Linked DNA regions of Homo sapiens: region 2 is linked to region 1. A link is an interaction called in ENCODE POLR2A ChIA-PET data of the cell type or tissue named here. Cell type or tissue: MCF 10A. All regions are shown on one strand. Links, peaks and the distances in the headings refer to the core of each region. The heading gives the core; the rest is flanking DNA. Region 1 overlaps SLC8A1 (solute carrier family 8 member A1). Region 2 has its middle 16 kb from the start of SLC8A1.

Region 1 (16,553 bases), core at 6,121-10,120:
GTCATGGAGTAAATGACTACTCAAAAGGATTTCACAAAAGACTTAAATCTCACCCTTAGCAATCAACCGGTCGGCCACAGCTCAGATGCCTCATTAGCAAAATGAAATTGCACAACAGACGAAACATAGCAAAAGAATGTAGACATTTCCATGGGGTGGAAGAAAAGAAGAAAGAAAAAGCAACCATAGTGAACTCTGCTTGCATAAACAAAGAATGTTTTAGTGGAATAAATGTAAGCTTTCTCTTGAAGGAATCCCAGTTAGAATGTCATTGGAAACGGCAAAACTATTTCAGCTTCATAGCAGTAATATATTCCAACTTTATTACCACTGAGGCACAAAGCTAAATTTGTCAGGGGGAAAGGTAAGCAAAAATTACTGACATTGCAACCGATAAAATGATCTTGTGAGACTCAATATTGAGAAAGAAAATTAAAATAGCTAATATTTCTGTTATAATTCCAGTGATTACTAAGACTTCTGCCAAGGGATAAAATTACTTTTCCTTCTCTCATTATAAATTTCTATATAGAGCTATTTTAATGCAGTAAGGACTGTATTTTCATATTTTAATAAATCCCTCACGTTGAATTTGCCCCCCATTTCAGATTTGATTAGGAAATACTAAATTGAGAAGGCAGGTTTTTCCATCTTTTTAAAAACAAGTATGCACCATAAGCATTTTCAGCGGATGTCTGCCTTAAGCAATCTTGGTAGAGCTGTCAATCAGTGGCAGGTGCTTGTTTAAGGAAGAGAACCTGTGAATAGATTTAGCCTTTCTTCCTCACAGACAGCTGCTCATTCACACACGCTCATCTCGTCTTCCTCAACTTCTTGCACCAATCCCGCCTCTTGGATTGACCCACATCCACCTAGCAGTTGAACAAACTGCAGATTCTAATTACATGTCCCGACAGTTGCTCAACTTAATTTTTCACCAACTGAATTTCATGCATTGCCCCTTGATGTTCCTTCCCTCTGTTCACTCTTTTCTATAAGTCCTTGCATTTGATATACTTTAAAATGGATTTGACTAGGAAAAAAAAAAAAACCAAGTCAGCAAACCCTTGTGTTCATTCAAGAAATTGTGAACAAATTTAGCTGTTATGGTAATAATCCTGAGGTGAGAGAGAAAATATCACCTAGGTGACAAGAGATCATTTTAACGCTATTACTAAAATAGTATTCTATGAATAGAGGCCATAGAATTTTCTACAAATAGACTTGTAGGGACTCACATTTTGAATCATATTTTACTTATAGGTTTGCTGTATATACTGATTAAACTTCTGAACCTAAAGATTCTCTATAATTAAACTAGCACAAATATAATCTGTCCCTTACCCACATTGTAAGAATGTCTGGTGGGGGAAATCCAATATTGACCTTCACATTCCACATGGAAAATCTTTGTCCCCAGAGTGCAATTAGGGTGATTAAAAATAAGCCGCTTTTGTGAGTCTCAAGTTTGTTCCCCAAACAAGCAGCATCAGCAACTGGAAATTTGTTAGACATGCAAATTATCCAGTCCCACCTGAGACTTCAGCCCAGATCTATGAATCAAAAATTTTGGAGTGACCCTGGCAATATGGACTTTAATAAGCCCCTAGGATGGTTCTGATGCATGCTCAAATTTGAGAATCATTGATCTATGACACAGCATTCTGAGTGGCCAAGAATGAACAATGTCACCCACTGCTTAATTATGCTTTCCCTTAAGAAAAGGTTTAAATGCTTAAAAGGTAGGTTCTTTATAAAGATAATGCATTCAGATATATGGGAGATATGTCCACCATTCAGACTTAAAATATAATTTTAAGGGACATTAATCCTTATGTCTTTTTCTGGCATAACTGAGTCTGAGGCAGCCTCTCCAGTCAGAGATTTCTAATCAGCTTATCTAGTTCTTTTAAAACCCCACAGCTGATCTACTTTGCCTGACTTCCCCGGGGCCTAGAAAATGACCCTGGACACCTTTCTCTAACTGATTAGCTCTGGCTGATTTGTCTTAATGCTAAACCACTGTGTAACAGTACTAAATTATACTTAATGACACAGTCTACTGTTTTGAAGAGTGCTGTGTATGACTGACTGAGCTAAAAGGATTGCTGGCTATGAGTGAGTTTTAGTTTTAGAATTCATTTTCAAAGACTCACAAGGCTCAAGAAGCTTGAAAACCACAGATGATGTATACAGTAGCTGGAGTTCCCTGGAGGCTCCTTTCTAGGGTCTCTCATTTGAATTGGTGCAGAACTGAAAGCAGAGAGTCAGAAAGTAACTCTGCTTGTAAAAATGGCTTAGGAAAAGGAACTTAAGATTGTGGGTTATATGTGTGTATGTGTGCACACACATGTATGTTTCCTGAATTCTAACCTGAAAATATCACATTTGTGGATACTTAAAATACTCATATGCATTTTGATACACAAAAGCAATTCAAAGTATGTAAAAGGAGGCTGGAAATGTAAGCTTAACAGTGATATTCTGGAGAAAAATGTTGTAACTGTCACTCCAGGCCTCCCTTAGGAGAAACCAAACTTGTCAGATATTTTGGAATGGTAGCTCTTTTTCAGGAATTAGAATAACTGAAGTATGATACTGTGTTCCGTGTGCTTTAAAATCTGTGACCCTCCCCTGTTGCTGGTCATAGCTTCAGCATTTGAGTGTCCATTGTCTGTCGCTGAGGACATTTTCTCATCGGCTCTTTTCCCCATTGTCCCATTCCTCTCACTCACACCTGATTACCAAATAGCTCTAACGAAATCACAGTCACTCCTTCCTGTGTTTCCACCATTGTGTACATCTTCATTTGCACACCCTATTTTTTAATCAAAGTTAAAGCCTCACCAACAAGGTACTTAGAACAATCACCCACTTCTGGCCACTTCGTGACGGGAAATACATCTTTGCAGGGGAAGGAGCTGGATCAGACTGACAGGGTTTCACTCAGACTATTTCAAACAATGAGGAGCCTTGACCTCATTCCCAACTTTTGCCGTCCATAGTGGTTGATTTCTTGTTTTCTCTTTCTCTCTTTTTTTAACAGAAACTCTTAAGCTCAAGGCTAAATTACAGTGGGGACTTGCCTTTGTCTACAGTCCATGGTTTCTGTATTGGCTCAAGCCTTGAAATCTTGAAACAAGCCTAAATTAAAATTTTCTCTTAGCTTAAGAAAAAAAGTTACATATTGTCAAGACCCTTATGTGTGTGGTCCATTAAAAAGGTCTTGATATTAGAAGATAACAGCAAATTGTTTCTTATCCCACAACAGCTTTGCCTTTCAGTGTCCTTTGTGGTGGTTTTCGTAGGTCAGTGGTACAATTCAACACTCTTCCAATAAGCCATAATAATAATTGTTGGCACAACTGTTATTACAACAGGACTTGCCTGGGTTCCATCTATTAATTTTTACAGACAGTAGGAAGCTCACACCGAGGAGACATTGGTAACTTCCTGGACAAGGGCAAAGAAAGGAACTAGCATATTGTACATACTGTGTACGTGCACAGAACACTGGTCTGTGCCTTTGGAGTGTTCTCAGAGGGGCAGGCCAGAAGGGAGGATTCAGGTAGGAAATGAATCTAGGACTTCTCTTGCCTTTGATGGTTACTGATGGCAATTGTGTTTCCCACTGAATAACTTGGTGGACAATTTTGATAGTAAACTGAACTCATACCGAGCAAGCACAATAGTCAATCCATAAAGAAAAGGGTGGCATATCATAATGCCAGAAACCTTGTCTCCCTAAGAGGTGATCATGAATTTCCTATACAGGGCAAAAAAGGGAAGAATAGCCTATTCATATTCTGTATTCACAGTTTGAAGGACCCATCACAAATGACCTTCAAAGACTGACAGGGGGCAGGTAGAAGGGAGGCAAAAATGCAGAGAAAAAGATGTTACCTTGAAAAATGAAGTAAGAAATCCTAATATTCCCGTAGTTGATCCTAAAGTTTGTTCCCATGTCTACGGTTATTTCTAAATAACTTCACTACACTTTGAAATTCCTTAGTGGTGGTTTATCAGTAATACTTAACTGAATTTTTCCGTTTCTATTCTTTGCTGCCAATGAATGTAATCTCCACGACTTGCCGTTCGAGTGCACGCACAGACACACACACATAATGGTATATGCATCATATATTACTCATTTTGTGGGAAACACAATGTATTATAATGAAAAAGATTCCAGCACATTCTTTCAGTGTGTTTCAGTGATAAAATTTTGTGGGGGAATAGAGGTATACATACTCTCTTTGCTGACCATATTGTTGAAATTATGATCTTAAGCAACACTGTTAGAAATGCTTGCATAAAGTATCTTCTCTAGTATTAATGAGTTGATTCACTCTGAATTGAAGGTTCAAAAAAATGCACTAAACAAATATTTTTATATCTGTGGTATTTTCCTATTAACTACTCTTAGTGAACACGTGACCATATACCTGATATCATTAAAAAGGAAAATGGCCTAAACGAAACGTTAAAAGTGGAGGTATTTATAAAGTCTTCTGCCAAAGACCATTGTTTAATGATCTGTAAAATGTAGATTATCTTCTTTTATTATGAATGTGATTGTAAGAAACACCCTAACATTCTCTAACTTTTGAAAATGAATATTTTGTATTTCTAAGGACCAAGGAAAATATTTTTTAAGCCAATGTAGTACACAGAAGCCTTGTAAATGAGAGGTACAATGACTTGGATCAACTGCATAATGCTAGATTAGAATTCCAGCATTTGATGATAAATTTATCAATCTTTCCTATAATTCTTATACTGCACTAAATTACATTTTGGAAATTTTAGCTAATCTTTTCAAATTAAAGGCACCAACATTAATGACAGATCTTCTCTAATATGAAAAGCATCAAAACATTCCCTTTCAAGCACTTTGAATGGATGAAAATTGCCATATAATTTTCCCACCTACCTAACCATTCCATGTAAGTTAACTGAGCAGTCTAACAATGTTGTACAGAAGGTTGACAGACTATGTGCACCAAGAATATTTAAGTTGTGCAGTTAGCAAGAACTAGCCATTTCAAATATACTCAAATGTTTTGTAAATAAAAATTTTGACTCCTATAATTTTGTTCAAACTGATGTCTTTTAAAATAATTAGATTTTATTTGAATTTTAAAAGTAATCTGTTGTAAATTAGATGTTACTTTGTTGACTCTGTGATTCAATGTACACTCAGCCATATTCCTGTGGGGAAATATCAATCTTACTGACTTTCATGGCATGAGCCAGAGATTCATAGTTTCCTTTAGGACTATAAGTATGAAGACAAAACACACCAAAATAAAATGCTAGTGAAGAAATTAGAAACCTATTGTATAAAATGTATTTTTAAAATCTTAAGATATATGTGATTTACACTGCCTGTTAATCTAGTCTCTTTGTGATTAAAAAAAAACATAATATTTGTTAAGACTCAGACACCAAATATTTGTGATGTTTGTATAGCACCATCGTTATATGTGATTTCAAAGGGTAAGCATCTCTGTCGTAATCATGTAAGCCCACAGAAGAATAAATTCCTGAGGTTATGTACAACCAACTCTCAGAATTCAGACTTCCTGCAGCTGCCATATCACCAATAAATGAGAATTGTGAAAAACAATTTTTAAAGAATTGAGTTTATGATCACTGTGCATTTTGTTAATGAATGATTTCAGAGTTTTATTTTTACCAGAAATGCTCTCAGCCAGTAAACACAACTGCTGATTTCAACCATACTATCATTTCAATGGTTTCTATATTCTTGATCTAACTACCAAAAACTGGAAGCTTGTTGCAAGGTGTGTCCTAACAAACATACAATAAATGACTCTTCCTGCATGCTGCCTGAGATATGTTGTAATTTGAAATGTCTTATCAAAAAATTATACATGTTATAACCCAAAGTTGAACTGGCAATATTTTTCATGTGTAAAATTGATGGTATGTTAATATCAAAAGCAGAAGCATTGTTTGTCATACATGTATGTTATATGTGATGTTTAATCGTGTTAAACTGTAATCTGTGAAGTTTTCATTGCCTGAACTAGTCAATTCTGTATAAATCATTGTCTTAATTGTTTTCCTAATCTTACCATATTTCCTAACACTGAAATATAAATGTTTGTCAATTAGCCATTCATATTGTATTGATCTTTATAAACTTTAGTGTGACTCCATTAAACTAACCTAAACAAAGGAAAATCAAAGCTTTCCCTGTCATAGGCTCAGGGACATTTTACTTACAGCCAAAATCATTTATTCATTGAATCAACAAGTATTTATTGAGTATCTACTGTGAATCAGGCTCTATACCAAATTTTGGGAGAATGCTTAAGAACGAGAGAAATCCAAACCCTATATTCCCCAGTGAGAATTTTTGAACTCTACCTAAAGTATTCTTCTGTAACTTCCACTGAGTTAAGAAATTATTTTGTTTCTCCTATGTTATAACAAAGATTAAAGTTATCCACAAAAGAGTCTTAAATTAAAATATGGCACATTCAGTCCAGGGAAATGCCACTATCACTCACCAAAGCATTGAGTCTCAAAGTCCAGCTTTAAAATAAGTTAAAATAAAACTCGATTTAAGAGATTTGACCGTAACTCTGGAAATAACACTTCAAAGTCCCTCTCTTGAAAACTGCACATTGTGTCTATTTCAAATCATTATTCTAAGGTTCTTTGCTGCACATAAAATGCAGCACCAGACCACACTTTTTCAAATGGTGCCCCAGGAGGTGATCAAGGATATCTGTAAAAGAAGAGGAAAATGGCTGAAAGGATAAATATGTATCCACAGAATACCATAGAGGGAAGAGGGAAAAACATCCAGGATGTTTTCTCAATGACTCATATACTTACATGTGCCAAACCTGTTATCACTGTTTAAAAGTGCTTGTGCACACACACACTCACAGCCAGACTCACATCTCCAAGCACATTTCCATTTCTCTTATTCAAGGAGATGCCCCCATTGTCTTTCAAGGTGAATTGTGGCCATAACAAAGATAAATGAGTCTCAGATTCATACAAGTCAAAAGCAGATGACCAGCACCTGGAAATACTAAAGCCCTGAGCTCCAAGGCAATTCGATAATTTGAAAGAAGCATGAAACCTTGTAGTTTCTGCCATTATGGTACTCGGGGTAATGAGATTGAAAAGTGGTCTATGCCTTGATCTTGGTATTTTAAGTTAATTTTTGCAGCACTTAAATATTCCTCTGAACCTATTGAAAGCTATTGTAACTTGCCATTCTTACAAGTATTCATTAATTCATTCACTGTAAATATTTGCTAAACATTGAAGGTGAGATTACATCTATCCATACAACCATATGTGTGCAAGACAGAACAGTGTACATCAATGCTGGTTAATAAAATCAGAAAACTCTGGATTTAAATTCTAGCTTTGTCAGTCTACCTGGGTAGTCTACCTGGGTAGCTCTTTCACCATTCTGAACCTCAATTTCCCTGTTTGTAAAATAAGACTGATAGTACCTGCTCTTTCGTGTTGTTGAAAGCATGGAATACAACAATTAACATTTGCTAAGTGTTTGATACAGTGCCTGATATTCATAAGGTACTCAATAAATGTTAGTCGGTGTTTATGTCCTATATGGTATATATGTCCCTTATGCCAGTGACAAAGACTCTCTACTTGACCAAACTTGAGTCAGGCCCCTCTGAGCCCTCTTCTCTCTACCAGGCCTTGAACTTGGGCTCCTTGTCAACTTAGCCTAGTTTTAGCAAGAATCCTTCTGGGTCAGTTTAGCAAAAATCTCCCATTCTTGATAGCTAATCAAATTCTTCATTCCCCACCTTTTCTATCTTATCACCCTGGCCTTTATTCAGCAAGAATACAGTTGAGTCAGTCTAGCAAGAATCCCCGTATAGACTTGCTGTTTCCTCTTAATAATTTTCTATCCACTGATCCCCACTCTCCTCCTTGGTGATAAATTTCCACTTGTCCTTTCTCTATTCAGAGTTGAGCTGAGTATCTTCTCCCTACTGCAAAATCCCACTGCAGTCAGTAATCTCCTTGTTGAATAAAATCTTCATACTGTCTTTAAGCAAATGTCTTTAGCAAACGAATAAATTTTTCGTTAACACCAGCACCATCTTTCATGCTGAAAGATGAAAAGACCAGATAAGCTGAGTTCTAACTCTCTTCATTACAGTCACTTCAGCCAACATTTATTGAATCCTTGCCAACAAACAGGCAATGACTAAGCCCTTTACTTGGGTTAGATCCTCGATCCTAATAAAACCCTTCTAAAAGAAGTATAATTTCTACTTCATTTTACATGTAAGAACTTGAATCTTAGAGAACTTAAGTACTTGCCAAAAATCACACTAAGAGGCAGAACCAGAGTTTGAATTCAAGTCTATCTGACTCCAAAGCTCAAGCTTATAATCATTTTGCAATTCTGTCTTCATAAAACTTGAAAACATCTGCTCGGTTTAAGTAAACTCCCAAAGTGACATGAAGTGATAAAATGATAGCAAATATCCTCCAATAGACACAACCTAGACAATCACAATGTACACCAGGTCAGTCAAAAAAATTCCATCTAGATTTGATGTACCACTCCACAGTAACAATCACCCTATATATCATCATAGAACTTATTATTTGTGATAATAGATTATGCAGAATATCATATCAGTAGAGAGACTTTAAATAGTATCCCCCAGTTCAAGGAAAGCACTCCAAAAAGTGTTTCATGCTTCATCAAGTCACCTTGGAAACAGTTCATCCAACGTCACTTTCAATATTTTCAGATAACCATGGAGAATGGATATATTTATTTCTTGCTGTTTTGGTCTGTCTCATCTATAGACATCTGATTTGGGAACAAAAATAAATCTGATTTCACTCACAAATTTACAATATAATTCTTTTCTTTTAACAAAGCAAGTTACAAGATTATCCAGAACAACAGCAACAACAAAAAGGACGTTGGCTGTGGTAGATAATCTAAGAGTGGCAACAATTACCAGTCCAAAAATGGGATTGAGCACACAAGGAATTTTCTCTTATTCCAAATGACCATTCTGTTTTAAGATTTCCCATGACATTAGCTATGTTGCAGCACTATTTTTATCATCTGTCAACAGCGGTGATTCTCCAATCATGCCTAGTCTCCATGCTTAATGGCTACAGGAAAAGATAATACAATAAAATTGAGAGATTCCCAGTAAATTCTTGATTTTTATTTAGATACTAATAATGAACATATTTAAATGTAGGCTCCCAGGATCCAACAACTTTACATGCTTATTCATGTGGAACCATAAGGAGCTCTTCCTAGAATCTATGCCCAGCCATTCAGTGGCAGGTGAAACTTCATTTCAAGAAATAATGGTGAACACACTGCAAATATACAACTAGTAAAATTTTACATTTGACCACTGGTACCTAAGCCAGATCCTTTTTAAGTGACTGACTCCATATCTCATCTGACTGAAAATATAATGCAACTAAATATTTTCAGAAACTGAGATGATAAATCTGTAGCATGTGAAGGTAACCTAAATGGTCCCAGGCATGTTTTATCTTTGTGAGCCATATATAACATTGGCTTTCATTACCAAGGATCTTATATTGTAGGAATATCTTTATTATCTGATAGCAATGCCACATTACTAAATAGGCTACATGCAAAAAAAATGCCCTTTAGGTTCTTTTTCTTACTACGTGTCACTAAAAACAAGGTTCAATGTAATAAGAGCTCATCAACAGAAAACAGAAAAATACAGCAAAAGGTCAAGCCTTTATCAAACAGCTGCAACTGTCTGACAGCTCTGCTGATTTTACTTGGTGAGAAAAAAGTGTTAACAACCTTCTTTGGTTACCATGAGAACTAGAAGACAAACAATCAAGCAAGTTTCTAAGAGAGAGAGAGAAAAAAAAAAAGCATGTGACCGTCTGTTTTAAAACTCTAGCCAACAAATTCCAAGTGTATATAAGCCCCAGCCCAAAAGAAGCCAGGACCTAAAGACGCAAATGAAAAAATCTTGTTCTTAATTAATGAGGGCACTCTGTTTGGGTACAATGTGAAAAGAAATTAGGCAAAAATCATGCTTCCTGCGGTTAGTGATTACAGAAAATCGGTACGTTTGTGAATGAGGCTACCACATGCTTCATTCCTTACACTTTGGTGGGGGTTCCACTAAGCCAGGGTTCCATAAGTTCCAGAAGAATGAACTCAAAATTCCTAACTCATCTCCTGTGGACAAACCAGAACGTAGACATTTCTCACAAACATCCTTTCCCAAAGGTTTTTCAATTCAATAAGAGCAGATTACCAGAGTGCCTGTGTCTTTCTGAAGATGATTTAAAGCCAAGTACAGACATTGGTTCTGTTCATCAAGAAACTCACCAGCATCAAAATGATTTTTTAAAAACTACACACACACAACATGGCTAATAAGAACAAAGACAATATGAGGGCCTTCTAGAATTGATGAAGGATGCAACAGAACAAAACCATAGGCAAAATGTCAGACCCTTTCAGGTCAGTTGACCAGGGCTCTCCATTTTACTGGAGACAAACGAAACCTGGGATACAGAAACTTTTTTTTTTTAAGTTCAGGGGTATGTGTGCAAGTTTAAGTTCAGGTAAACTTGTATCATGGGGGTTTGTTGTACAAAATATTTCATCACCCAAATATTAAACCTAATACTCATTTGTTATTTTTCCTGATTCTCTCTCTCCTCCCACCCTCCAGCCTCTGAAAGGGTCCAGTGCGTGTTGTTCCCCTCTATGTGACCATGTGTCCTCATCATTTAACTCTCACTTATAAATGAGAATATGCAGTGTTTTTCTGTTCCTGTGTTAGTTTGCTAAGGATAATGGCCTCCAGCTCCATCCATGTTCCTGCAACATGTTTTATAGTCATAGGAAGCACGGATGCTCAACCTGCTGTGACCTTTGAAAAATCATGATGCCTGAGTTTTCACTCTGTAGGGTGAATCCTATGAGTCTAAGCATCACTGTATTGCAGTTTTCTAACTCCTAATATTTCTCCAAAGGGGCAGTATACAGTAATGGTTAAGGGCATATATTCTGGAGCCAGACTACTTTAGTTCACATCCTGCCTCTGCTATGCTGTGTGATCATGATCAAATTATTTACTTTCTCTGTGCCTCAGTTTTCTAATCAGTAAAATGGGGAGAATTATAGCACCTATCTCATGGTGTTCCTGCAAAGATGAAATGGGTTAATATGCCCAGATCCCTTAGGAAAGTGCCTGGCATGTAGTGAACGTTATATAAGTGCTGCATACTATCAACGCTGACTGGAAGATCAGAGCTGTGATAGTGAAGTATGACTTCTTACTGTATGTTTAAGAAAACAGAGAAAAACCACGATAAACAGAAGCCACTGAGATGCAACTGGGAGGATACAAAAGTAAAACAAAGTGGTGACATGGAAATGGTCACTGAAGGGGTTCATTTTTATATAGAAAAAGAAAAGAATTAAGACTTTTCTTAAGGGAGGGAGTACATAAGGAAATTTGATGGGTTAAATTACTGATATAAACAATTAGTAATTTATGCTAAGGTACTCCAGTAACTTTTGCTTTATTACTGTATCATAAACAATACTGATATCAATAGTTCACCTTAATTCAGTACTAGCCACTGCTAGACACGTGACACACATTAACTCCTTCAACTCTCATTAAAAAAAAATAAAAATTAAAAATAAAATTAAAAAAAACCATGGCCGGGCACGGTGGCTCATGCCTGTAATCGCAGCACTTTGGGAGACCGAGGCAGGCAGATCACAAGGTCAGGAGTTCGAGACCAGCCTGACCAACATAGTGAAACCCCATCTCTACTAAAAATACAAAAATTAGCCGGGTGTGGTGGTGGTCGTCTGTAGTCCCAGCTACTCAGGAGTCTGAGGCGGGAGAATTGCTGGAACCCAGGAGGCGGAGGTTGCAGTGAGCCGAGACCATGCCATTGCACTCCAACCTGGGTGACAAAGTGAGACTCCGTCTCAAAAACAAACAAACAACAACAACAACAACAACAAAAAACCACCATGAGTCAGATATTATTATCCCTATATTTCAAATGGAAAAACTTGAGAAATAAAGAGGGTCCCTACTTTGTGAGGCTTATGTGGCCAGTCAGTGCAGAGCCAGCGGGAGGACCTAACTGACCCTAGAGGCTGCACACCACCCACTGAGCTCAACCACTCCCATGCAGGTATCAGGACACAGGTGCAATTCTGAAAACATCCAAGAGTTGAACTGATGAAAATAGTAACAGCTATAAAGAGAACTGCTCCTGAAATTTTCTCTTGTGTTCTTCTCCTTGCAGATTTTTGTGTGTGTTATAGTGATAATTTTATATTGTATAACTCCACCACTAGCAACAACCTCTAACTCTATGATAGTCTTAATGAATCTCTGGATTTGTTATTATTGCTATTGCATTTATGCAAAAAACTAGTATACTATTTCAGAAAGCTGCATAATTGCAGGACTAGTGTTCTGGCATAAATAGAATAAAAGTCATCCTCACATTATGGGTCTATTTTTTTTAAAAAGTTCCACCTGTCAAAATATTATAAATCAAGTCTAATTTTCCCAAATGGGGCAATATGTGAAAAATGAAAGATTAGGTTCATAACCACAAACTTTTTAAATTTTTAGTTTTTGTGAGTACACAGTAGGTGTGCATATATTTATAAACTCATATGTGATAAACTATTATGTTCTGAAATGTATCAAGTTTTCTAAGCTGAAATGCATAAAGCCTTCTAAAATGCATATAAATCTTTTCCAAAAGGCGACCAACTAATTGCAGGAAATTATATTGAAGTTGACATTGCGTTATAGAATACTTGACAAAGTTCTTAAGAATTCTTTTACAGTCCCTTCAGTATTTTTACTGCAAGAGATTAGAAAGTGAAAGAACATGCTTATTGTGATCATAAAATTTACAAATTATTGTTTTTGGGAAAATTTTACATAAACCTGCGAAGAGTCCCTCGGAAAGATGCAGAGTTGCTTAAGCATCCAAGCAAAATTGTATGTTGTCATCTGCATTCCACTGTAATAACACTGTAGCACTATATCTATGGTAGGCACAAGAGAGCCAGTCATTATTCAAGGTTGCGATTAATTTCTTCCCACTGGCAAGATGACAAATGACCACTTACACACTGCATAGGAGAATCTCTTATAAATAACATGTGTCTAATTGGCAAAGTGCTTTAAGGGTAATTACTTTGCATCAAAGACTGCCCATAGGAATTTAAGACTAAATCTACTATGACCAAGATAGAGCATTTCCATCTGATTTACTTATAATTGGAAACATTTAATAAGCTATTGTCTTTAAGTAATTAATTAAATGGAATTAAAAATGAGTTGGAAGGTTGTAGAACCTATAGAAGTCATGATTGTTTTTTTCTCCTCTGCCAAAATGCAGAAGTTTTTCTTCACTTCTGGGGAGGGTTAATTTTACTAAACTGCTATATTATTTCATATAGAATATGTGCAGAAAATTAACCCAAAGCCTCAAAAGCCATATACCTGACTTAGGGCTGGCACTAATGTATTTAATGAATGGATGGATGAATAGATAAATAGCCAGGAATAGTCAGGATCTAGAGTGGATGGGACCACTGTGGTGAATCTGGTATGTGGGATATATTTCAGTCCAATTAGAGCAATTAGAGCAGTGGTTTCAATCCTGGCCACACATTAATAGTGCATAGGGAGTGTTTAATATAAATTCTTGGCTCAGGACCCACCATAGGCAAATCAAATAAAAAATCTTTGCACATGACAGTAGGTGGTGGAGCTTAAGAATGGGTCTTTTTCAAATGTTTCCCAAGTAGAGTTGCTAGATTCTATAAAGAAAAATACAAAATGTCCAATTAAATCTGAATTTCAGATAAACAACAAATTTTTTAGTATGTCCCAAATATTGCATGAGACATACTAAAAAAATTATTTGTTGCTTTTCTGAAATTTAAACTTAACTGGGAGATCTTACTCTATCTGGAAACTCTGCCTCTCCAGTTATTTTACTGTATAGTATTGAGAACAATTGCATTTCACTAAGATGAGATAAGTGGGTGAGGCATGACATTAAGAAAATATAGTAGCAGCAAACTAGGATCTCAAAGACACCCAGCACGTGGCAACCAATGGTGGAGACATAGATTCAGAAACAGTAATGGATTCTGGAAAAACTAATGGACTTAAAGTGAACCCCCAGTTTTAGAGAAACTGGGCCACGAAATAAGAGCCTGGGCAGAAACTCAACTTTAAGGAAACAAAGTCAGAGACTTAATGGTTTAATACGATATACTATGGGTTTTGATGGACAGAGCACTGTTCTGTGGACTGAGTTAAAAGGTGAGAATGGAATTAACAAATAGGCAAGATTCTCCACTCTGGCACCAAATTATGCATCCAGAAGGCCTTAATACTATCTTCACTAAGGAATGAACTCATTCCAGGGCAGAGGCTATATAATTTCAAAAGAGTTCTGAAATGGCCTTAGTTTTGTGATTAGAAGCCTTTTGAGGTAAAGAGCCAGACATTTCATTACAGCATAATCAGCTAACAAGCCAACATTGACATTGATAACTCTTTAAAGTATCTCTATTGACCAGCACTTATGTCAAGGTAACAGGCCAAGAGAACAGTGTTAAGAGGTTAATCCTTAAACAAGATAAATGTCAGTCACTACCTGTAAGAGTTTTCTTTTGTGAACTGAAAATGGCAAAATAAAAGTAGATTTTGACATTAATGGAACAATCAAAGAAAGAAAGATTTGAGGAGTTTTTATCTTCCTGTAAAAATCCAAAGGTATCCCAGTAAAAACCATTAGAAAATATAATGGTAGACTATATCTCACTTGAAATGGCAATGAAAAAATATAGGAGCTTCCTCATTCGAAGGGAGGCAGGGCAAGATAGCAGAATAGAAAGCTCCACCAATCGTCCTCCCGGAAGTAACCAAATTAAACAACAATTAAACAAAGAACTAAAAATCAGATGAGAGATCACAGTACCTGGTTTTAACTTCTTATCACTGAAAGAGACACTAAAGAGAGTAGGAAAGAGTCTTGAATTGCCAACACCACTCCTCCCTCATCCCCCCAGCAGTGGAACCGTGGCATGGGAAGAGAATCTATGCACTTGCGGGAAGGAAAGTGCAGTGACTGTGGGACTTTGCGTTGGAACTCAGTGCTGCCCTATCACAGCAGAAAGCAACACTGGGCGGAGCTCGGCTGATGCACATGGAGGAAGCTTTTAGACCATTCCCAGCCACAGAGGAATTGCACTTCCCAGTCTGGCAAGGCTAATCTTGTGGGCTAACATGCCCAGGGTTCTAAATAAACTTGAAAGGCAACCTAGGCCACAAGGACTTCAACTACTGGGCAAGTCCCGGCGCTGAGCTGGACTCAAAGCCAGTGGACTTGAGAGGCACACAACCTACTGAGACACCAGCCAGGGCAGCCAAGGTAATGCTTGCACCAGCCCTCCCCTCAATCCCAGGCAGCACAGCTCACAGCTCGAGGACAGATTTCTTCCCTCTGCTTGAGGAGAAGAGATGAAAGGCTAACGAAGAGTTGGTTACCAGCTCAGCCACAGTACGATAGGGCACCCGGCAGAGTCCTAAGTCCTCTATTTCAGCCTCTGGTAGCCAGATGACATTGCTAGACAACATCCTTGGCCAGAGGAAAGCTGCTGACGTGAATGGAAAGACCCAGTCTTGGCAGAATTCATCATCTGCTGACTAAAGAGCCCTTGGGCCCTGAATAAACAACAGTAGTAGCCAGGCCTCTCACTGTGGGCCTTAGATGAGACTCAGAGCTGTGCTGACTTCAGGTATGATCCAGCACACTCCCACCTGTCGTGGCTATGGGGTGAGAACCCTCCTGCTTGAGGAAAGGAGAGGAAAGAGTAAAGGGAACTTTGTCTTTCACCTTTAAGCACTACCTTGGTAACAGTGGAGTAGAGCACCAAGTGGGCTTTTAGGGTCACCAATTTCAGGCATTGGCTCTTGGACAGCATTTCTGGACCTGCCCTGGACCATAGGTGAGCCCACTACCCTGAAGGGAGGGTCCTGGGTCTGGCAGCATTCACAACAAGCTGAAAGAGCCCTTGGGCCTTGAGTCAACATTGTCAGTACCCAGACAGTATTCCTGCAGGCCTGAGACAGTGGTGGTCACAAGGAGAGACTGCCTCTGCTTGTGGAAAGGGGAAGGGAGGGAAGGACTTTGTCTTGTGGGTTGGATGCCAGATCAGCCAGAGTAAAACACAGCACCAGGTAGATTCCTAACGTTTCTGACTCCAGGCCCTGGCTCTCGGACAGCATCTCTAGACACACCTGGGGTGGGGGGAACTAACTCACCACCATGAAGGGAAGGACACAAGTCAGGCTGGCTTCACCACCTGATGATTCTAGAACCCTAGAGCTTTGAGCAAATATAGGCAGTAGCCAGGCTATGGTTACCACAGGCCTTGGGTGAGACCCAGTACCATGCTGACTTCAGGTCTGACCAAG
Region 2 (16,553 bases), core at 7,221-11,220, 370 kb before region 1:
CCTGATATCCAGCAGGTATGAAGAAGGGATAAAGGTCCGAGGCATCCCTGGGAAACTGAAACAGCATTGCTTTAGTCCTTGGGTCCAGAGTTTCTATAGGCTCCCCTTTGAGAAAGACAAGTGAAAATTGGTTGTTGCAAATTAGATAATATGAGGAATATATGAATAGAAAAGAGTCACAGTTCTGTAATAGACTTTTACACTTGCATAGAAAAATCAAGAAGTTCCACAACTAACCTCAAAATGCTTTAATCGAATTGAAAAATGATGCTATTTGTCATCATTTATTTATTTTCATGCTTTGTGCCAAAACAATACCTCTCAAAGAAAAAAATGAGTTTGGGAATTTGTTAAGGTTATTATCTTTTGAACAGAAAACTACTCAGAGGAGACAAATTCTCCCAAAATCCTTTTCTATGATGTGATGCATCATAGAAAGTTATGTTTTTTGGGGGAAAATAGTACTGAAAATAGGAGAATCTAGGGCTTAGGTAATGATCTAAGAGAATGCCCTAGGGTTTATTTCATTTTTTTTCCTAGCCAGTCATTCTAAGATGGAAGTTCTCAAAAGTGTGATTTTGAGATCCTTCAGCAACTAAAGAGCTTTATTTTGGCAAATGTAGTTATTTTTGTAAAAAATATGTATTTATGTATTTATATATTTACATAAACATGTACATGTATGCATGTGTACATGTATGTGTACATGTATGTATATGTACATGTACATATGTCATGTACATATGTATTTATGTTAATGCATAATGGGTATATTATTATTTAAAAATGAATTAAAAACTAAATATTTAATAAATCCTCAGTTTTAACTTCAAATACAATAAATACCTACAGATATTATCTATATAAGCAAAAGTTTTTTGGGTCCTCAATAATTTTTATAGGCCGGGCACGGTGGCTCATGCCTGTAATCCCAGCACTTTAGGAGGCAGAGGCGGGTGGATCACGAGGTCAGGAGATCGAGACCATCCTGGCTAACACGGTGAAACCCCATTTCTACTAAAAATGCAAAAAATTAGCCGGGCGAGGTGGCGGGCACCTGTAGTCCCAGCTACGTGGGAGGCTGAGGCAGGAGAATGGCGTGAACCCGGGAGACGGAGCTTGCAGTGAGCAGAGATCACGCTACTGCACTCCAGCCTGGGCGACAGAGCGAGACTCCGTCTCAAAAAATAAATAAATAAATAAATAAATAATTTTTATAGCAGAAAGAAGTTCACAAGTTTTGAGAACTGCTGCTCCAAGACATTGAGATTACAACAAATCGATTCCTAAATAATTTTTTTATAAGTTAAACTTAAAACAATGAAGACATATTAGTAACCTCGATCACTTTAGTTATATATCTTTACCAGGACTCCAAACAAATAATGATTTATTTTTACATTTGTTATGTCTTATTCTTTCAGCAAAAGTTTTTAATGTAGACTTAGATGATTACTCCAAACTATTTGCATATACAGTTAAATAAAGCCTTACAAACATGAATTTATGGAAACCAATGAAAAGTTTCATGATCTAACATTATAGCCATGAGCACAAGCTCCCAAACCAAACTGCCTGGATTTACTCAATATTTCTGTACTTCAGTTTCTTTAAGTATAAAATATGAATAATATTAGAACCTAAATCAAAGGGCTTGTAAGATTAAGTAACTTCATACTTAAGAAGTATTCAGAACAGTACTAGGAACATTAATATTTGTTAGTAACTGTCATAGCCAATTTAGTATTGTTAGCTACTGTTACCACCATTTCTGAGAATAGTACCAAAATACTAGCAGGAACTCTGGAAGAAAACGGGGAAGCTGACATTAAAAGGGGAAGCTGACATTAAAACCTTAGGAAGTAGTGAGGTGTCAAAAAAATTAGAAATTGAATGGTAAAGTTAATCTGGCCATTTAAGGTTTCTTTTCTGAGAAACCATTTATGTTTTTGTCCAAGAGTAAACTTCTTTTTCTGGTACTTTAACCAGTAATCATGTGATAAGGCTACATTATGCAGATTAAATACATGTCCCAAAGAATACAACAAAGACTGAACTTATGAAAATTAGTATTCACAGGGAAGACAATCTGTTAATTCCTAAGTATATAATCTCCTGATGTTTCCCAAGCCAGGATGCCATATATTTAAAATCATATTCCTAGAGAACAATTGTTCTGACACAGTGTCATGAGAGTCAATGAAAGCCAGTCTTGTAAGGAGATAGTCTATTGAGAGAGGCAGTTCTCAACATTTGCACTACAGAAAGGACAGCAGAAGGAATAATCTTAGCTGGAATGTTCTAGATCATGTAACTTATTTTTCTATTTGCACTATGACTACGATTTGTGGAAGTTACATTTTTGGCAAGTTTTCGATACTAAATGAGATTATGCCTATATTTATATTGAATATCAAATCATATTAAAATTAGGATCACTAAATCTATTTTTCAAAGTGGAAGAATTTGGTTCAACCTAACAATAAACTTCAAAATAGAGTTATCTACCCAAGTTGCTTGAGGAAATGAGTTCCCCACCACTGGGTGTGTAAAAGGAAAAGTCTATATATTTCTATCAGAAAAAAATATAAGTCCATTTAATTCTGTTTCTTACCCATCTCATTAATACTGTAATAAACAAGCCCACTATCCTTTGTCTTCGACAGCAAGACTGCTCTGTGTGGCAACCCATTTCATATTCTGAACAACTTTCACTCATTTGTTCAACAAATATTTATGGGCCAGACACACTTCTAGGAAGTTGAAATATAGCAATCAACAAAACATGTAAAATGTTTGTCTTTACAAGACATATTATTTGGGGAAAAAGCAGATTAATAATAAATAAGTTAACATTATGTATGTCAGAAACTGTTATGTGCTATGGAGAAAAATCAAGTAGGGGAGAGGGAAAAGGAATGTTGAGATGGAGAGGAGGAGATGTTAGCTGGTTAAATAGTGAGGGATGGATATTCCCAGAAGCAATTGAAGAGGCAGGAGTGGGGATTTTAGGAAAATTTTACTTGGCCATAGATTGAAATTTGCTTTCTGGAATCATACCAAATAAGTTTAATTTATTTATAATTAGGTATTTTTCTATGTCTTTCATTTTCCAGGTGGAATATCTTCAGTTCTTTCTTCATTTTCCATGTGCTGTGATTCTTAGGTCCTCTGTATCTCAGGTCTTTTTCCCCTGGACATACCCCAGCCAGGGAACACTATACTCGGGAAACAGAGTAGAATGTGAAAATTGCAACCCTCCCGCCCCCTCCCGCCATTCTGACTTCTAACGTGAGCAGCGCTGCTCTCAGGTTACCCTCCTGACTTCCAAATCTGAGTTATCTGCCTCCTGTATGTATTATCTGTGCTGTATTATGCTGTATTGTAACTCACCTTAAACTTGACAGTCTCTAGAGAGCATTCTAAGCCATGAGCTCCACAATAACAGTCAGTATATTCTACTTCATCATTGTTCTTGACACATAGTGTGCTTCTAGTAGACTTAGTTGCATGAATTATCTCTCACAAATCTAGTAATCCGTAAGTTTAGATTCCACTGATTGGTTATGTTAACTCCATGAGGACAGAAAGTTTTATTATGTTTATTAATATATTGGCAGCACCTAGAATGGGTATGGGCCATGGTAGGTGTTGAAAACACATTTGGGCTGGGCATGGTAGTTCCCACCAATAATCCCAATACTTTGGGAAGCCAAAGCAAAAGGACTACTTCAAGCAAGGAGTGAGTTTGAGACCAGCCTGGGCACATAGTAAGCCCTTGTCTCTAAAAAAAAATATTTTTTAACCAAAGATCTTACATTGGTTGAAACATCTTTGTTTCATCTATGAAACAGCTAGATGAGTGTGCAGTGACAACAGATAGGGTTGTGATAATTGGCAAACAATTCTAAAAATTCAGACATGTTAATATAGTGCTTTTATATTTGATCAAGTGTTTGTCATGTGTGTTCTCATGTCATCTCCAACTCCCTGGAGTAAGGAAGATGGAATGTTTCATTTCCATCTTATAAAAGGGGCAATTTTACGAAGCTCACAGAGATTAAAGGAATAATTTGAGACATAGAAGTTGTTAGGCTTAAATCCACATCTTCCAATTCAAGTTTTTTTCTTTACTCCACAATATGCGTGTGTAAGTTTACTGCAAGGTTGTCATATAAAGTGGACATTTTCTTATATGAAAGTCAGAAGGTCACCTTTGGCAGCACTTGGCCTTCCATACCACTTTGATTCCTCCACTTCCATGCCCCATGTTTACAATTCCCCCGGTTCAGACATAGGTCATGTTTGTTCATAGTCAACCGCAGTCTCCTCCTCTCCTCCTTTCACAAGCAGGAAGAGTTCTCTATCCTAATGTGATTGATGCCCTGCCTTTTACATCTATTAGATGATGCATTGTAGCTGGATGAACATATTTTAAATTTCTTACTTCTTTAAGATTTGCCAGCATGATATAGAAATATATGTTTTGAAGTTTTGTCTTAGAAAGTTTTTATTAAAAAATGGACCTTGTCCTATCTTGCCAAAGGTAGCTGACGTTTTTACTATTTGTAATTTCAAAAAATTTGTTTCCATTTATTGCAATTGCATTAATCATTTCAGATTTCCTGTCAACTTTATTTCCTTGGGTTACATGAATAGGGTATTTCCAGACAGATGCCTGAGGTCAGTAACTTCTTATTTTAATGAGGGGTGTGCTTCCTCTATATGACTGATGGAGAAACATTATTTTTAGGCAGCAAAAGCAAGTCAGTGTGCTTAGCTTACGGTTTATTACTGTCTCACTCCATAGGATCAGGGGTGGGAGGTAGTACGCCCCTATTTCACAGGGACTGAAAGTGTGCTAATGCCATGAGAGTTTAGACATTGATGGATGAGGTCATCTATTCCAGCCTCATATGGTGATAGAGAATTAAGTAAGATGTTTTCTGTGTGATTGTCACACAGGCTTGTCAGGTAGGACTTTCAAGGTAGAAAAGAAGGAAATGCAGCTGAGGTGGAAAAGCAGTGGTCAAGCAGGTAAAGAACGGACACTGCAGTAAAAAAACCCTGGGTCCACGGCCCTGCTTAGGAGCTGAATGACATGAAGTTTTTTCTTCCCTATAAAATAAAGTTATCAATACTTATGTCAGAGGGTGGTTCTAAAGATTAAATTGCTTCATATGTAGTCTCCATTAGCAGTGGCAGAGGTTTGCTGTTTCAGAAACCAAGCCTTCAGTGAAAAGCTTCCAGCAGCCACTTCAGTGTAAAATCAGCAATTTCACAGATGATAAAAAGCAGCAAGTCTTCCCATTTTAAAAGCTGGGTTGTAGAGCTCATAGTAATAGCAAAACCACTTATGTGTTTGTAATCTGTACCATGAGATTTAAGAGAAGAAGATACAGTGGTATGTGTTACATTTAAGTGACAAGGATCTTTTTTTATTTCCACATTGAAAATTGATAGTTTAATTTGGCAATTAAACAATTGTTGATTGAAAACACTTCCCTAATTATAAAAGATAAAATTTTAATTTTATTTTTATTGTTAATTGTGAAAAAATTAAGTCTTAATGAAAGTAAATAAAGTAGAAAGAAAAGATTATTCAAAAGCCACCATCCAGAAGTTGACAAACACACATATCAGTTGAGGGATAGTCTTTTATTTTTTTCTATACATATATCTATAGCTATACATATAAAATTATTCTTTTTATAAATATAGGATCTTATTATATGTAATGTTTTATAACTTGCTCTTAACACAATATGTGTTTATGTTAATATAGGTCTATATTAATCAATACTTCATTCTGTTCATGTCAATATACATTTACAATCCCATTTTTAATGGGTTTCCATGGTTATAATAATGTCTTAGCCTAGTGTTGGACATTTATATTGTTTTCAGTAATTTTTGCTATAATAAATAATGCCATTTTGAACTTCTTTGCCTTTATATTTGTGCATACTTTTCAATTATTTTCTTAGGATAATTTACTTCTAGTATAATTATTCTAAGGCTATGCTTATTAAAAATTTTATAAAGTTTGCTAGATTGCCCTACAGAAAAACTATTTTGATTTAAACACAATGGGAAATTTTTAAGTTTTCCCAAAGTGTAGAGCTTTAATTGAAAGAAACTGAGTTTTAATGCTGTTATCCAAAGGGAAAAAGATACATTAAAATGTGGATTAGTTCCAGAGAAAATAAGAAGAGTATGCAGAAAAATAGGGAAAGAGTGTGCGTAAGTAGAATTCAGTGAAAGTACTAAAACAATGTTGAAACTGAACTTTAGGGAAACCAAATAGTCGATGAGAGAAAGTTATTTTAAAAATCCCAGTTAATAATGATAAAGTAATTATAGTTTTAGGATACAAACGTTTTGAAATCACCAAGGAAATAAAGGATTAGGCAATAATTAGCAATGGTTGCTGAAAACATTCAATGGGAAGGTTTATAATAAACGAATCAAGTTGACGATACCTGAACACATTGACAATTTTAGCAACACTGAGTGTAAGCAGACATTATTTTCCTTTTGATATGACAAAATAAAAGATATATACACAACAAAATCCATAATACATTCAATAGCTTATAAACATATATAGGAAAGACAGGGGACAGAGAAATCCATGAAAAGAAAACACAGAAATGCAATCAGCAAATTCCAGAATGTGTGAAACTTGATGGAACAAAAACTTGATTTCCTCAAACATTAAATTGCAAAAAAAATAAAAATAAAAAGGATGAGGGAGTGGTATTTATAAACATTGTTTTGTGTATTATTCTGTTTTCACATTGCTATTAGGAACTACCTAAAACTGAGTAATTTATGAAGAAAACAGGTTTAATTGACTTGCAGTTCTTCAGACTTAACAGAAAGCATGACTGGGAGGCCTCAGGAAACATACAGTCATGATGGAAGGCAAAGCAAGGACCTTCTTCACATGGTGGCATGGGAGAGAAAGTGAGGAGGGAAGTGCCACACACTTTTTAACCATCAGAACTCACTATCATGACAGCAGTATGGGGAAATTCACCCCATAATCCAATCACCTCCCACCAGGCCTCTCCTCCAACATGTAGGTATTACAATTCCATATGAAATTCGGCTAGGGACACAGAGTCAAACCATATCATCATGTATGTTTAAAAAGCATTGCAAACATAGTTAATGCTTTAATGCTACTTGAATCATTATTCTTTCAAACCAACTGCACACACACTGTTAATGAGACCATCAGGGATCTTTGATGAGATTATGGAATTATTATTAACTTTTCAAGTGTGGTAATATTTTTGCACTTATGAAATACAGACTTCTTTTAGAAGCATATATTGAAATATTTACTGATGAAATAATATTATATCCAGGATTGGCTTTACTTTGATTTTTGATTTTCTTTATTTATTTTAAATATAGAGATGGGATCTTGCTATATTGCCCAGGCTGGTATAAAACTCCTATGATTAAACAACCCTCCCACCTCAGCCTCCCTAATAGCTGGGATTATAGTCGTGAGCCACCACACCCAGCCCAGGAAAGGCTTTAAAGTCATCGAAGGTGAAGGGTGAAGAAGAGACCTAGATGCAACAAAAGTGAGCACCAGTTGACAACTGGTGAAGCTAAAGATGGGTATATGGGGTTTGTTCCACTATTCCTTCTGCTTTGCATATGTTTGAAATTTACTATGATAAAAAAGGAGGAAAAAAGTATTTAAACATAGATTACTATATAATTAAGATTTATGCACACTGGGAATACACAAAATACAGAAAAGAAAAGTAACTTTTAATTAAGCAGAAATTAAAAATAGAGAATTGTAATAATCTAAAAATTATTCGTGTTTCAGAAGGCGCTTATTTAAACTTAATGAGCCGTGCTAAGAATTATGTAGAAAGACATAAAAAGTCTTCATAATTAAAATAAACTAAGTAATTGTCAATTAGAAGAAACTGTTTAAATGGACAAAGTCTGTATTTCTGTCAAGGCCAATAATAGTAATATGTAGAATATACATAAACACCACTAAACGCCACTTATTTTTAAATACGTAAATGCTTACTAAAGTTAGTAATATCTCAAAATTATTTTTCCAGAGAAAAATGAATGAGTATACTTTGTACATGATAAAATAATTGTCAGTAGTGGAGGGAAATAATAACATTTCCATGTCATCTTGTGTGTAAGGTATAATGTAGATCAAATTAAAATAAATGGGTATATTATGTGTAGGAAGCATTGAAACCAAAAGATTAAACACAGATTTTATATCATAATATCTCAATGTTTAAATGGGTAAAAGAGACTGAAATCAGTTCAACATTCTCATGTTATAGACAACCAAACTGAGATCTAGGAAGCTGAAGTGATTTGCTTAAAGTTATACCCATATTTAATAGTGAATACATTTGGCTTATTTATATGCAGTCTTATGATCATGCATGATACAATTCTTTACTCCAACTTTGTTGTCAAAAATCACTTTGTGAAGATTGCAAAGGTGGTAACCATAAAATTTAATATCATTAATGTAATAGATAAGGATGGTGAACATACTAGTGAATGCAAAAGTGTTACAGAAAACCACCATTGTTTTCTTTGGGAAAAGAGGAAATTAATTGGGATTTAATTAAAGTGGACAGCGTTCTGACAGGAATAACAAGACCGACACTATGCAGTTATTTATGCGAATGTCAAATAGAAAGACATACTATATGACCTTTAATTAAGAAAGAAATTGTCTCTAAAAGGAACAAAAAGGCAGCAAATCATTATTCTGTAGAAGGAACATAAAAGGAGACAACAATAGCAGCTGCCAATGTTTTTAATTGAGAGAAAGATAATTTAGAGGAGTGAATAAAATTGTTTTGACTTTTGTCCTCTCTCCATCTGTACTGAATAGCAGTTAATAGCACTTTCACCCCCACCCCCATCAGAAGTAGCTCTATAGGGTAGTGCTTTATGGGGCAAATCATTTCCCTGTGAGATGCTCCTTTAGTAACAAAATTGAGTTCATATACATCAGTGCTCCAACACACTCTCAGCTGTATGCAAAAGGACAGCATTTTCAGATAGGCAGCTTGGGGTTAATAGTGGAGTCTTTGGACACGTAAAAATTGAAGCTGAGCAACCCTTCTGGGAGTCAGATCCATATGCTAAGTGGCATCATAAGCACTGTGCTCTAACCAGCTTAGCCTCCAGCCAGCCTTGGGGATCCTCTCTGGTCCTTTCTACAGAGGCTTTAATTAACTGTCCCCCTGGTGTGCACCAGGTGGGATTTCACTCTCAAATTAATCCATCTTTTAAAGCTCTATGTCACTTCTCTTCCGTTCTCTGCACATTTTTTTTTTTTTTTAGATAACTCATTCCTGTAAGGTATTTAATTTACTAATCTCAATATCTGGGCACTTTTATATTTAATGCTCTCTTGGCTATTTCTAATGAGTTGATGTCAAGTAATCATATATAGTTTTTCAGGTGCATAAATATGTGAATGAAAAAATTAAGCAGCATGTATTGGAAATACAGAGTCCAAGTTGCAATTTTCAGCCTCTATGCTCCTTAGGGAGAAAAAAGACACATTCAACAAACCAACATGAATTATTAGGTATTATAATATGCACAGCATGGGCCTGGGTACTGTGTAATGCAAGAGGGTAAAGAATCATATTTCCTGTCATTACAGAGCACTTTATCCTTATTGCACTACAAGATCCTCGTAATATAGAAAGAAGCAGATTAGCACCCTCAGTTTGCAAGGGAAGCAAGGCTCAGAGCAGTTGTGGATTTACCAGCACCTAATTAGTAGCAGAACTGAAACTACATATTTTCTTTTCATACACCTCAGACTTATGGCAGGCAGCTGACCATCTTATTGGATGTAAAAGCTGTAGAGGACCTTTAAGACATGTTTTAATAATATGCTTGAGTGTAGCCCCTGTGAAGCTTCTTTGCTGCCCCAGCTTCCTGACGGGTATATCGTTCCACAAAATTTTCCATCGCTTTTGATTGAAAGAGCCTCATTTTTGAAATTGACTTAGTCCTATTTATTGTTAAATGTCAATGTCATAATCAATTCAAATTTCTTTCCCAACCCCTGCCCTTGCCACAGTGGACTATATTTCTTTAACTCTAGAGAGTTATAAATGTGAGGGTATCAATTCCTTCGGACTCAATTTCCCCCTTGTTTTAGTCCATTTTGTGCTGTTATGAAAAAATACCTGATACTGGGTAACTTATAGAGAACAGACATTTATTTTCTGATAGTTATGGAGGATGGAAAGTCCACAATCAAGGTGCTGGCATCTTGTCAGGGCCTTCTTGCTGTGTCCTCACATAGCAGAAGCCAGGAGGGCAAGAGAAGACAAATACTGTGTCCTCACATGGCAGAAGGGCAGAAGAGAGAAAATCCACTCCCCAAAAGACCGTTCTATATTGGTGTTAATCCATTCATGAGGGCAGGGTTCTCATGACCTAAACACTTCCAATGCAGCCCCACCTCCCAATGCTGTTGCATTGAAGATAAGTTTTCCAACACATTTTATTTTAAAAATAAATTTTAGGGGACACATTCAGACCATAGTACTCCTTGTATAAAAAAATACGCTATCGCACCTTATTCTGAAATAAAATTACGAATATAACATATTCCATGTATATATATTAAAATTCTTTATAATGACCTAACTATAATATACAAGGGAAATAAATGGTAACATTTTATAATAAATTAATACGTTACTTAATGTATAAACACTCAGATAGAACCACATTAAAAGAGATGATGTAGTAATCAGATGCTTGTTCCATTATGTAGAACTACCCCAAAGGCAACAGCTATAAATGCTTGCTAACAGGCAACATTGCCATCAGTGAAGTGATTTTTATCAAAATGGTGAAAAACTTTTGTTAAATTCCAAGTAAAACAGTACACTTTTTCTTCAATATACACAGTAGTTATATTCCTGGAAAAATCAGTGTAAATGTAAGCATGCCAAAAATACTATATATATATGTAATAGGTTCCTCACCTACATGAATGCCCTGTAAAACACTTGAAAGCTATAAGGCATGAAGGACAATTGTCTATGGTAGGAGACTGTCCCATACATTGCAAGATGTGTTGTATCCCTGGCTCTAGTCAAATAAATATCCATAACAACTTTCGTATTATCATGACAACCATAAAATACCCCATGAATTTTAAAATTGCCCCCGAGGGAGTGGTACAACCCTAGTTGACAACTTCTTCTCTAGAGATTTGCAAAGAAGAGAGATATTATCTACCCTCTCACCCGCCCTTTTTCCTCTGTGCTTCTATAGTGTTCTGGCACAGCTGGGGGTGGGAGAGGAGTAAGGAGAGAACACCTCTTGTGGCAAGGTTGCAGCTCCTTCATATTGGCACCTGCTTCTGATCAATCTCATTTATTATCTAATCAGTGTGGTTGGATCAAATACTCAACTGTCCCCACTGAGATGGACTCTTTACTCAGCATCTCCTCCAGGCACTGGGGGAACTTACATGTGACCAGATTATTCTTATAGGTTGACTCCCACCAACTGGTGGCCTCACTCAAAATACATCCTGTGTCCTATGGTAGAGTCCTTGGCAGGTCTGCAGTTCCAATGTCATGCCCCCACCACATCCCCACTTCTCAGACTGTTTTAAATACCTCTCCAGTGACAAACCCCACACCACTCCATTCCTCCTCTGTAGTCTTTCACCAACTCTAGGGGTATATGATACAGAAGAAAGCTGGAAGCTAAGATTGGGAAACAGATGCCAGTCTCCCCTTCTTACAATCTTTAAAGCAATTCTTTTGGAACCTCTTCCCTTTACCTCAAAGAGGAGAAACAAATGGGTCCTCTCCTTCACAACTCCTAATAGAGTGCACAGTAGACTGGGTCTAATTGTTGTTTTGCTCATATGCCACAATGGAGAAAACTTAACTGCAAACAAAGAGGTAGAAATGAAGGAATCTTTTAAAGTTATGAAATGCGTTGTCTCTATGCTAGAATTCAGCCAGTGCTGTTTTTGTTTACATTGGCTACCAATATTTCTTCTTTAGGGAATCTCTCTGAACCTATCTGGTTCAGGGAACTGCCCGAAATATATTTGTATGTATCCTCTTTTGGCCAGGTGTGGTGGCTTAAGCCTGTAATCCCAGCACTTTGGGGGGCCGAGGTGAATGGATCACCTGAAGTCAGGAGTTCAAGACCAGCCTAGTCAATATGGTGAAACCCCGTCTCTACTAAAAATACAATAACTAGCCTGGCGTGGTGGCATGCACCTGTAATCCCAGCTACTCAGGAGGCTGAGACAGGAGAATTGCTAGAACCTGGGAGGTGGAGGTTGCAGTGAGCCAATATCACGTCACTTCATTCTAGCCTGGGAAACAGAGCGAGACACCATCAATCTGTCTCTCTCTCTATATATATATGTGTGTGTGTGTGTGTGTGTGTGTGTGTGTGTGTGTGTGTGTGTGTGTATGTGTGTGTGTGTATGTATATATCCTCTTTAATCCTCCTCCCTTGTCTGTAAGTCTGAGAGTAATTTAGAATAGCATATCAAGAAGGGATATGGGCAAAAAAAGAACAAGATTCCACCAAGCAATCTGAAAAGCAATCTGGTGGATAATTCTGGTCATTGTGGCAATTACTAATAATCACACAGGAGACCCCAGACAAGGGATAGCAATGAAAGTAAAACCATGCATAGAAAATATGAGTTAATTTGTTTTTAATCTTCCAGTTGTCAATTCTCCCCTTAATAATTAAGTTAGAAGGAATTCTGCTAAATTTTGTATGAGAGAGAGAAGTGAAAAAGGGCAGAAAATTTAGTAACTGTAAGGCTAATTGTTCTATAGTGGAACTAAGGCGATTCTTTAGAATGAAGCAGATATCACCTTGATCTTAGGAAAAACAAAAGCAAAAAATTAATTCCGACAAGTTCAACACGTACTATGCTTATCTTGCAGCCGCCGCTGACACCCCTTTCTCCCTCACTGGCTGCGTGCATTAGAACCTCTGACCTTTCAGTTCCTCAACTGCATCTCATCTCAGGGCCTTTGTGTCCGAAGCTGCTTTTGTCCAGGGCTCTACTGAACTCACTTCACTCCCTCCTTTCCTAGCCAATGCTTATTTACCTTTTGGAGCTTTACAGAGTCTACTAAAAAAGGTTAGCTCTCTCTCTTAGAAAACGTCTAAGCCCACTCTCTGTGTCTTCTTGCTGCCACTTACCACAATGTTAATTAAAAACTAAATTGTGTAATTTGGTTAGTTTTCTTCCCCACGATGAAAGCCCCATTTTTTTTTTCACTGATAATTCCATTGTGTCTAACACAGGACCTTGCTTAGTGGTCACTCAAAAACTACTCAATAAACAAATGAGTGAATGAACGAATAATTTTTATCTATCATAACACAGCTAGCAGGCAACTACCAAAATTCAAGTTTATTCCCACAAAACTCAAGCTCATTCCTGCTGTTTTATTTTATTTTATTTTATTTTATATTTTATTTTAGACTGAGTCTCACTCTATCACCCAGGCTAAGGGCAGTGGCGTAATCTGGGCTCACTGCAGCTTCAAACTCCTGGGCTAAAGCAATCCTCCCACCTCAGCCTCTCAAGTAGCTAGAAATACAGGCATGCACCACCACATCTGACTAATTTTTGACTTTTTTATTGAGATGAGTTCTCACTAGGTTGCTCAGGCTGGTCTCGAACTCCTGGGCTAAGCGATCCTCCCACCCAGGCTTCCCAAGGTGCTGGGATTACAGGCATGAACCACCATGCCCCGCCTGCTCTGATCTTCTCTAATATGAGATACTGCCTCTCAAAGAAAAAAAAAAAAGAAAAGATTCCCAACTTGTCAGGAAATTCATTAGGTATTTTTCTAACACTAGGATTCATATATAAATAGAATGTTATTTATTTAAATAAGTTTACTTAAATTTATTTAGTTATAGTTGATTAAGAATTAAAAAGTATTAGATTTATTTAATTAAATGTAGGATTTTATGGCTGGGCACAATGACTCACGCCTGTAATACTAGCATTTTGGGAGGCCGAGGTGGGTGAATCACCTGAGGTTAGGAGTTTGAGACCAGCCTGGCAAACATGGTGAAACCCCATCTCTACTAAAAATACAAAAATTAGCCAGGTGTGGTGGTGCATGCCTGTAATCCCAGCTTTTTGGGAGGCTCAGGCAGGAGAATTGCTCGAACCCAGGAGCTGGAGCTTGCAGTGAGCCAAGATTGTGCCACTGCACTCCAGCCTGGGCGACAGAGTGAGACTCCACCTCAAAAAAAAAAAAAAAAAAAAAAAGGAGGATTTTACTTTAAAATGAGAGGATAAACATCGAAAAATCTAGCATATTCTTTCCATTTTATAAATATATCTTATAATGTCAAGTACTGTTAAATCAACACTAGATTTCTTATAACGATGAATGTATAGTGTTTTAGTTTGTGTCAGATTAACAGTGTCAGAAAGATGTCAAAAATACACATGAAAAATCAAACAATTTATTTTATCTTTGGACTTGTTATCTAACAAATAAGACTGCCTTTAACAAAACAATGTTCTTCTGAATATATATGATCAAAAGACAAAAAGACTTGATTAAATGTTACAAATATATTAGATTTCCTTCACTGGTCTTGTATATTTCTGAAATAATAGTAAAATCAGTGGTAGTTAAGGGAAGTAAGAGGCTCTTTATAAAATCCATCCTTTGTCAGACTTAGCTTTCACTCACAGTAAATTTAAATGTCTGGTGGTTGTGCAGGGGCGCGGAGTGGGCAAGGGTTTTTTCACCTCCTCCTTACTTGCAAGTCAGTTCTATGTCATAGAAAGAAGACCGGATATTCTCAGATTACTATAATCTGTTTTAGAAACACCAGCACACCAAGGGGGACAGGCAGTGGGAGCAGTAAATCCACGTTGCAAAGGATCAGGGGGTGCATTGTCTGTAGAGAAGTTAGGCACAATAATAAAACCAACGAAGGGTCTGTCTGCTTTTTATTGCTACCATTCATCATCTCAGTGGTGAAATATCCTCTCTGCCTGGTACAGCAGACTAGCACCCTCCATCCGCACCTTGATATGCCAGTCTTAAAAATGATTTTTTTCCTATAATAGTATCGACTTTATAGAAATTATATGTGTTGCACTTGAAACCATCCAGAGTGATTCCTCTCAAAATGAAAACTCAGTACTTTTTTAAAAGATTAAGCTGAGCGGTAATAGGATTCTGCTAAGAATTGGGCCAAAGAAAAAAATGGCTATATTCTTCCTTTTCGCCCTCAGTAGTTGTTTAGAGTCCTTTTATGTGAGTCTCTGGTCTCTTTATCCTTGGTCATGCCCACTTAAACACATCTCAGACACACTGTCAAGATTTACCTTCATAAAGTACATATCCGGCCATAGCACTTACTTCTTGAAAAATCCTTATAGTCAGGTGCGGTGGCTCACGCCTGTAATCCCAGCACTTAGGGAGGCTGAGGTGGGCAGATCACCTGAGGTCAGGAGTTCAAGACCAGTCTGGCCAACATGGTAAAACCCCATCTCTACAAAAGATATAAAAAATCAGCTGGGCATGGCGGTGCCTGCCTGTAATCCCAGCTACTCGGGGAGGCTGGGGCAGGAGAATCACTTGAACCCAGGAGGCGGAGGTTGCAGATCATGCCACTGCATTCCAGCCTGGGCAACAGGGCGAGACTCTGTCTCAAAAAAAAAAAAAAAATTAAAAAATACTTACAGTCTGATTTTACCTATAAGTCTAAATTCCTAGAGGCCATGGAGAGTGTCTAATTCATTTTTTTAATCACCACAGAACTTAGTTCATGGCTCTGAATGGAGTAGTCACTCCCTATTTGCAGCTGGAATGACTTAAAAATTAAACCAGTAATCTGCTACAAAATATAAATGATTACCCTATAAAGTAGCATGTTCCATTAAATTGCATCATTTATTCAACAGATATTTATTGATCTATCTGTTACAAGTGAAGTATGCACTTTGCTGTGTGGAATAATTTTCTATCCAAGCTCTGCTTTTCCTTGAGCAACATTCAGAGATTTTTATTTTTCTTTTTACAAAAGAAACAATAAGAGAAAAATTAAATCCTTTCTTAAGATCCATGAGATACATAATTCATATATCTATTTTAGGCTTCAAATCTGATATCATTCATTTCAAAAAAGCACAGTATATGAGTTGTAATCTGCTTTAGGCCCTGAGTCTCCAAGTAGACGTGAAAAGAAGTATACAAGACTCTGCAAATAAAACACCATTGACACCATTGACGTTAAATAACATTTACAAAAACAAGAGGTCAGCTATGATTTTCATGGGTATTTGCAAATTTGCAATTGGTGATTTTTCAATAATTAAATATTTGGCCATATTTACAAGCCATGTATGCGAATGAGTATGTGAGTTTGTGGAAGAGTGTGTGTGTGTTGTGTATAGTATAATTTCAGGTAACAATTCAGGAAAAAGGAAAAGGAGGTATGATGGACCCATAGAAAGCAGCACTGGGACC

What was found. ChIA-PET counts read pairs that join two places held together with the same protein. Peaks named below come from ENCODE experiments on the same cell type or tissue, not always from the same donor. Only the 100,000 strongest peaks of a DNase experiment are listed, where the experiment ranks them.
Region 2: POLR2A ChIA-PET joins it to region 1 with 5 read pairs; 3 of 35 experiments call an interaction of 5 or more read pairs at or near these places.

The regions. Positions count from the first base shown.
Region 1 is chr2:40,086,861-40,103,413 of GRCh38, reverse strand. SLC8A1 (solute carrier family 8 member A1) reads left to right here. Exons shown (of 11, transcript NM_021097.5): 11 at 1-6,144. The region is part of intron 2 of SLC8A1-AS1 (SLC8A1 antisense RNA 1); the gene reads right to left. Among named protein-coding and RNA genes, the nearest start is that of SLC8A1-AS1, 180 kb to the right of the region's middle. RefSeq lists an enhancer at 6,711-7,005. In MCF 10A, for the core only: no CTCF peak of the experiment used is centred there; a DNase peak (open chromatin) is centred at 8,203.
Region 2 is chr2:40,459,781-40,476,333 of GRCh38, reverse strand. It overlaps a transcript of SLC8A1 not described here. Among named protein-coding and RNA genes, the nearest start is that of SLC8A1, 16 kb to the right of the region's middle. In MCF 10A, for the core only: no CTCF peak of the experiment used is centred there; no DNase peak of the experiment used is centred there.